2 separate regions of the Homo sapiens genome follow, and region 1 is linked to region 2. Evidence: chromatin contacts called from ENCODE Hi-C or POLR2A ChIA-PET data. All regions are on one chromosome and are shown on one strand. The core of a region is the stretch at or near the end of the contact, and the rest is flanking DNA. Distances in the headings are between cores, read along the strand shown. Region 1 overlaps NOL4L (nucleolar protein 4 like). Region 2 has its middle 18 kb from the start of MIR1825.

Region 1 (4,037 bases), core at 50-2,549, 290 kb after region 2:
ACACAGTCAGTCTGACAGAGCCACTGTGGCCACTGGGCATTTGGGCAAGGACTCAGGGAGACAATGTGTGACTGTCACACACAGTTAAGGTCACAGAGACATGGACATAGCCTCACACATGCAACCATCTGCAGTCCTTGGACAGTCTCACACACAATTACACGCAGGCCCACAGCCATGCTCAGAATCCCACAGCACTCCACACAGCTTCACACATGTACACGGGAATCTTCCTCCCCGGCCCCCACACCTGCCCAGCACCGACCTTCCAGATGCATTCACTGATTCAACAAATCCTTTTTGAGGGTCTTCTCTGTGGAGGCCCTGGGCTAACCCATAATCAGAATGACTGGAACAGGAACAAATAATTAGCTGCCCTGTGCTGTTGCCTCCGTTTCCCCATCTGTGAGATGGGGATCCTAGCCCTGCCACATGGGACTGTCAATGTTAGGAGTGAATGTGTGGAAAGCCCTCGGTCCGTGTTTGGCCCACAGTGTCATCTAAGTAAGGCTATCCTGGTTAGCCAAAAGCATCCCATGCCCAGCTCCACGCAGAACACCTGGCACACATTATCTCCCTGAGCCCTTGTCCAAGTCCCCAGCAGCTGGGGTCATCGCCCCCATTCCTCAGATGAGGAAACCGAGGCTCAGAGAAGAGGCCCACAGTCTGTAGGTTGCCCCACCGATCTCATGTCATGCCACAGTGCTGCTCCAGCCTGCCTCGCCACCCCCTACACACACACACACACACACACACACACACACACACACACTATTCCCTCTGGCTAGAAGGCCCTTCTCACTTGCATATAGCATGCCCAGCTCCTCTGAGCTGCCTACTTACACTTCTGTGAAATGGGGATACTAGCCCGTGTCAGCCCCTGTTTATTTTCCCCAGGGCACTGGACTTTAAGGGCCAAGAGTGAAGACCATTTTGTCCTGTTCTCTGGCACACAGTAGGCACTCGACAACTATTTCAAAACTAAAGGAATAAGCAAGTGGCCTCATGGCTACTGAGGACAGAGTCTGGAACTGAATGCAGGGCACTCTGAAGCTGGAGCTCACTTCTACATTATTGCCTTTCTCATGCTACTAGCAGGCACTGAATGTGTCAGTGAGTGAATGAATGAAACCAAGATCTCAGGATCCCAGTCAAGTGCTCCCTGAGTTTCATTTCCTGGTAGTGTGGACATGAGCCAAGCTCCAGCCACCTTGGATGGTGGTGGGGGTGGCGGGGCTGATGGGCCGCCTGAAGCCGGCTGTCAGGAGCTCGTCTGGCCACAGCCGCCAGCAGGAGAGACCAGCTGGCGGTGCAGGGTCCATCGGCCCGGGCCTGGAATCTGAGCTGCCCTCAGAGGCCCAGCTTCTCTCTGGGCCCCCACAAACTGGCCTTTGTTCCTGGGCCGGCCAAGACCCAGCAGCTTGGGCTTTCTGTCTGCCCGCGGCACCCGCGCTGAGCTGGCGGGGTAAATGGGCCAGCCTCCCCTCTGTCCATGCCCAGGACGTCGCTTTAGGACTAAATGGAGATGTAATTTTCTATACAAATCCATGACAATTTAGATGGAGTGATTGTAATTGGCTTTTCAATGGGGGTTTTGTCCAGAGCTGGTGGCTAGAACTGGGTGGCCTGTTTGAGGCAGGCTCCATTTAAATGACAATAAAGCAATAATATTGAGGACTTGTACAGTGCCCAGCACTCCTCCCAGCCCAAGTAGAGCCTCATGTTTATGGATCTGGTCCTTCCCTGAGGCTGTCTGGACAGGCGGGTGGTGGGGGGCGCTAAGCCCAGGAGACAGGTGGCCATATCTTTGGGCTTCAGGACACAGAGCTTCAGAATGGCTGGGGCAAGGTCCCGCATCCACTGGCTTACCTGTGTCCTTATTCCTGAAACTGTCACTAACTAGTGCCTCCTCGGGCTAGCTGCTAGTCCAGGTTTCGGGGGCACCAAGACAATGAGAGCTGCTCAGGCAGGTCAGAGGGAGAAGGCTACAATGGCCAGTACAGCATGACATTTGAGAGCATGACCAAGAGATGACCAACAGCCAGACAGCCTGAGCTCAAATCCTACTCCACTTCTTTTTAAAAAAATTTTTTTTGAGACAGGGTCTCGCTGTGTCACCCAGACTGGAGTATAGTGGCAGGATCACGGCTCACTGCAGCCTCGACCTCCAAGGCTTAAGCAATCCTCCCACCTCAGCCTCCCAAGTAACTGGACCATAGGCATGTGTCACTACACCTGGCTAATCTTTTTATTTTTTTGCAGAGACAGAGTCTCATTGTGTTGCCCACGCTGGTCTCGAACTACTGGGCTCAAGAGATCCTCCCGCCTCAGCCTCTGAAAGTGCTGGGATTACAGGTGTGAGCCACTGTGCTCAGCCCCTACTCTACTTCTGACTCGTCTCTTGAACCTTACCAAGTTACTTAACCTCTCCATGCCTCAGTTTCCCCAGCCATAACATGAAGCTGCAGTGAAAGTTTTTGTGAAGATGAAACACCTTAATAGTGCCTGGCATGTGGAAGGTGCTATATATAAGTCATTGCCGTGATTCATTCCAAGCTCTAGCTCTGGTGTCAGGGTGACCTTGGGCACGTGACTTAACCTCTTTAAACCTCCACTGGCTCCTCTTTAAAGTGGGGCTTTTAGGAGAACCGACCTCACGGGGTTGTGAGGATTTTAGAGGATGCAGGAAAGCGCTGAGCACACAGCCGTTCTCGATAAACACGAGCTCTCTTGCTGTGGTGCTCTTGCCTTGAGGAGCTCGCCAGCTAGTGATCATTACCATGTCGAGTGTGGGGAAAAGGGAAAAGAATAAAGCTCGCGGGAAGCCACCACGGAGCTCAGCTGGCTCTGCCATCAGGGGATGCAATAGGAGAGAATGATCCAGAGGGCCCTCAGGAACAGGGCAAGGAGTGGGGCTGCGTGAAGGAAGGCTTCACAGAGGAGGTGACATTTGGGCTGGGTCTTGAAGGATGCGTGGCACTTCTGCCACCAGAAAGGGTGATACCCAGCCTGGCCAACATGGTGAAACCCCGTGTCTACTAAAAATGCAAAAATTAGCTGGGGCTGGGCACGGTGGCTCATGCCTGTAATCCCAGTACTTTGGGAGGCCCAGGTGGGTGGATCACTGAAGTCAGGAGTTCGAGACCAGCCTGACCAATATGGTGAAACCCTGTCTCTACTAAAAATACAAAAATTAGCTGGGTGTGGTTGTGGGCACCTGTAATCTCAGCAACTAGGGAGGCTGAGGCAGGAGAATCGCTTGAACCCAGGAGGAGGAGGTTGCAGCGAGCTGAGATCGTGCCATTGCACTCTAGCCTGAATGACAGAGCGAGACTCTGTCACAAAAAAAAAAAGAAAAAAAAGATTAACTGGGTGTGGTGGTGCACACCTGTAGTCCCAGCTTCTTGGGAGGCTGAGGCACAATAACCACTTGAACCCAGGAGGTGGAGGTTGCAGTGAGCCGAGATCTCGCCACGGCACTCCAGCCTGGATGACAGAGGGAGACCTTGTCTCAGAAAAAAACAAAAAAAAAAAGATACCAGGGTCAGGCACTGTGGTTACAAAGTCAACAGGCAGACCTGGCTGCCTCCTGAATGAGTGATTTGTGCCTGTGAAAAGGGTGGTGGACAGGGAGCCTCTGCTGAAGGTGCGATGTTAAGTCACCTCTGAAGGCCAACAGCCTGTGCAAAGGTCTTCAGGCAGGCAGGCGGCCGGCATCGTGGGCAGTGGTGTGTAGGATGGTGGGGAGGCTATGCTGAACGTGCTGGAGGGACGGATGGGGTGGCGGCTGTATTCACGTGAAACAGGCAGCCATAGAGGGATTTTAAGCAGGCGGGTGACACCATCCAGAGGATATTTTTAAATGATCCCTCTGACTGCTCGTGGAAAATGGGCTATGGAGAAGAAGGGGTGAGAGAGAGGCAGGGAAGCCATGGGGAGGCAGTTGGATCACTGGGGGAGAGAAGTGGTTAGACCCAAGGTATAGCAGGGCCCAGGAGCTGCTGGAAGGATGATGGGAAGGCAGGGGGCGGGTGGAG
Region 2 (3,829 bases), core at 1,069-3,568:
GAGGGAGATGGAATGGTAGGCATATTATGAAAAGGGAATCTACCAGGGCCGGGTGTGGTGGCTCGCACCTGTAATCCCAGCATTTTGGGAGGCCAAGGCCGGCAGATCATGAGGTCAGGAGATCGAGACCATCCTGGCTAACACGGTGAAACCCCGTCTCTACTAAAAATACAAAAAATTAGCCAGGCGTGGCGGAGGGGACCTGAAGTCCCAGCTACTCAGGAGGCTGAGGCAGGAGAATGGCATGAACCCGGGAGGTGGAGGTTGTAGTGAGCCAAGATCGTGCCACTGCACTCCAGCCTGGGTGACAGAGCAAGACTCCATCTCACACACACACACAAAAAAGAGAAGGGAACCTATCTTTTTTTTTTTTTTTTTGAGACAGGGTTACACCCTGTCACCTAGCCTGGAGTGCAGTGGTGCAATCTCAGCTCACCACAACTGCTGCCTCCCAGGCTCAAGTGATCCTCCCACCTCAGCCTCCCAAGTAACTGAGAATACAGGCACCACTACGCCCAGCTAATTTTTGTATTTTTTGTAGAGATGGGGTTTTGCCATGTTTCCCAGGCTGGTCACAAACTCCTGAGCTCAAGGGGTCTGTCCACCTCGGCCTCTTGAAGTGCTGGGATTACAGGCATGAGCCACTGCACCTGGCCAGGACAGACTTTTTTTTTTTGACGGAGTCTCACTCTGTCGCCCAGGCTGGAGCGCAATGGCATGATCTCAGCTCACTGCAACCTCCGCCTCCCAGGTTCAAGTGATTCTCCTGCCTCAGCCTCCTCAGTAGCTGGGATTAGAGGCACCCACCACCACACCCAGGTAATTTTTGTGTTTTCAGTAGAGACAGGGTTTCACCATATTGGCCAGGCTAGTCTCAAACTCCTGACCTCAGGTGATTTGCCCACCTCAGCCTCCCAAAGTGCTGGGATTACAGGCGTGAGCCACCTTGCCCCACTGGACCTATCACTTTTATATTACATATTTTTCTTGATGGTTTGAATCATTTGCAATAACTGTGTTCCTGGGTAACTGGTCTAATTTTCTGTCGCTGGATAGCAAAGCACCCCAAACTTAGTGGCATGAAACAACAATCCTTTTATTCCATTCACAGATTCTGTGGATCAGGAATTTGCACAAGGCACAACATAATTGGTTTGTCTCTGCTCCCTGATATATGGAGCCTGAGCTGGGAGATGACAACAGCTGGTGATGACTCACGTTTCTGGTGCCTGGGTTTGGATGACTAGCATGCTGGGCTCAGCTACAGCCATTGACTAGAACACCTACAAATGGCCTCTCACTGTGGCCTAGGCCTCCTTGCAGCGTGGAAGCTGTGTTCCAAGAGGGAATATTCCAGAAAGAAGCATTTGGAGAAAGAATATTCCAAGAGAACCAGGCAGAGCTGCATGTTTATTTATGACCCAACCTCAGAAGTCACATAGCATCACCTCTGCCATACTCTATTGGTGAAATCAGCCACAAGCCACCCAGATTCAAGGAAAGGGGACATAGACTCCCCTCCAATGGGAGGAGTGTCAAGGAATTTGCAGCCACTTCTTTAAAAACTGCCACATTTAGTTATAGAATTTATTGTATTATTTTATTTTTGTAGAGACATGATCTCACTGTGTGGCCCAGGCTGATCTTAAACTCCTGGCCTCAAGTGATCCTCCTGCCTCAGCCTCCTAAAGTGCTGGGATTACGGACGTGAACCACCATGCCTGGCCATGGGATTTAAAAATCTATTTTAGGTCGGGCACGGTGGCTCATGCCTGTAATCCCAGCACTTTGGGAGGCCGAGGTGGGCGGATCACTTGAGGTCAGGAGTTCAAAACCAGTCTGGCCAACATGGTGAAATGTTGTCTCTACTATAATTACAAAAATTAGCCAGGAGTGGTGGTGCACGCCTGTAATCCCAGATACTTGGGAAGCTGAGGCACGAGAATCGCTTGAATCTGGGAGGCAAAGGTTGCAGTGAGCCAAGATCGTGCCACTGCACTCCAGCCTGGGTGATACAGTGAGACCCTGTCTCAAAAAAAACATGTATTTTAAACAAAGGGTGAGCAATAAACATTGAGGCTGCCTTTCCTAAGACAGTGGGTTGGGAGCACCTAGGCACATGCTCATATCCCAGACTCTTAGCTCTTTCTGTTTTGTTGCCTTTATTGCTTTGAGTCTGATAATCTCGGAGAGACCTGAGGTAACTTGGCAGTTGTAACTTATAATTCTCTTTTTGTTTCTCTTCAGTACCTGGAGCCAAACCCTTTAGGTAAATATTTACGTATAGATTCATTTGTTCCCCTTATTCCCAGAAAAGATTTGAGGAAGCTTACAGGGATTCATACAGTATAATCGTATGATTAAAAATATATAAATAGATCAAGAAACCAAGGGAAAGGGAAAGGAAAGACTGAAACAGTAAGTTGAAACCAGAGGGGAAGTTAGTTCTCAAAAATATATGCTGCAAAGTCTTAAGTAAATATTTGTCATTGCAGGGCTGGAAAGCATAATGTATGTTATCTGATCTAATTACCCAACTGGCTCTTGAAATCCCTCTCTGACATCCCTACAGTAGCCATCTAGCCTGAGTTTGCACATTTCCAGTGACGGGGAGATCAGTACATTGCAAGGCAATTCCAACTGTTAGAAAGTATGGACCCAGGAGTCACAAATTCAAATGCTTCCAAGGGCTGGGCGTGGTAGCTCACACCTGTAATCCCAGCACTTTGGGAGGCCGAGGCAGGCGGATCACCTGAGTTCAGGAGTTCAAGACCAGCCTGGCCAACATGATGAAATCCCATCTCTACTAAAAATACAAAAACTAGCTGGGAGTGGTTGTGTACACCTGTAATTCCAGCTACTCAGGAGGCTGAGGCAGGAGAATCACTTGAACCTGGAAGGTGGAGGTTGCAGTGAGCTGAGATCGCGCCACTGCACTCCAGTCTGGGCAATAGAACGAGACTCTGTCTCAAAAAAAAAAAAAAAAAAAAAAACCACAAAAAAATCCCCAAATGCTTTCAAGGACCAGATGAATGAGGCAGGTCAATGTGGTGGAGTGGGGGCTGGGGGTCTAAGTCAAAGTGCAATGCACACACCCCCTTTAACTGTAGCAACTGCTACTCCTCCCAGCCAATTGTTGCCATATGGGACTTAGGTCCAGTGTAGCCAGATCTTTAGATATTTCAAGAGAAGCTGAAAAATCCCGATTTTATAGGAAATTTCCCTTTTTTTTTTGAGACAGGGTCTCACTGTGTCACCCAGGCTGGAGTGGTGGCATGATCTCAGCTCACTGCGACTTCTGTCTCCCGGGCTCAAGCAATCCTCCCACTTCAGCCTCCTGAGTATCTGGGACTACAGGTGCACACCACTACACCTGGCTAATTTCTGTAGAGACAAGGTTTTGCCATGTTGCCCAGGTCGGTCTCAAACTCTTGAGCTCAAGCGATCCACCCGCCTTGGCTTCCCAAAGTGCTGGGGTTACAGGCATGAGCCACTGTGTCAGGCAATTTCCTGGGTTTTAAATTGGCAATTAATTCTTTATTTTATTTTATTTTTGAGACAGAATCTCGCTCTTTTGCCCAGGTTGGAGTGCAGTGACACAATCTCGGCTCACTGCAACCTCCGCCTCCCAGGTTCAAGTGCTTCTTCCGCCTCAGCCTCCCAAGTAGCTGGGACTACAGGTGCCCGCTGCCACACTCAGCTAATTTTTGTATTTTTAGTACTGATGGGGTTTCACCATATTGGCCAGGCTGGTCTCGAACTCCCAACCTCGTGATCTGCGCGCCTCGGCCTCCCAAAGTGCTGGGGTTACAGGCGTGAGCCATTATGC

The links. A loop is a pair of places that touch in the nucleus more often than their neighbours do. ChIA-PET counts read pairs that join two places held with the same protein, here RNA polymerase II (POLR2A).
Region 1: a map of HepG2 shows a loop between it and region 2 (5-fold over the local background). The contact joins two enhancer-like sites. A Hi-C loop is called at or near these places in 1 of 168 maps with a recorded cell type or tissue (HepG2). POLR2A ChIA-PET finds 5 or more read pairs at or near these places in 1 of 52 experiments (activated CD8-positive, alpha-beta memory T cell).

Annotation. Positions count from the first base shown.
Region 1 is chr20:32,540,277-32,544,313 of GRCh38, forward strand. The region is part of intron 1 of NOL4L (nucleolar protein 4 like); the gene reads right to left. It overlaps LOC105372592 (a long non-coding RNA gene), which reads left to right. Exons shown (of 3, transcript XR_007067563.1): 3 at 898-1,677. Among named protein-coding and RNA genes, the nearest start is that of NOL4L-AS1, 19 kb to the right of the region's middle. RefSeq lists enhancers at 809-1,314, 1,315-1,820. Within about 2 kb of position 1,300, at least 2 of the 41 ENCODE cell types and tissues checked have a DNase peak (open chromatin) inside an H3K27ac peak, as active enhancers do.
Region 2 is chr20:32,254,238-32,258,066 of GRCh38, forward strand. No RefSeq gene overlaps it. Among named protein-coding and RNA genes, the nearest start is that of MIR1825, 18 kb to the left of the region's middle. Within about 2 kb of position 2,319, at least 7 of the 41 ENCODE cell types and tissues checked have a DNase peak (open chromatin) inside an H3K27ac peak, as active enhancers do.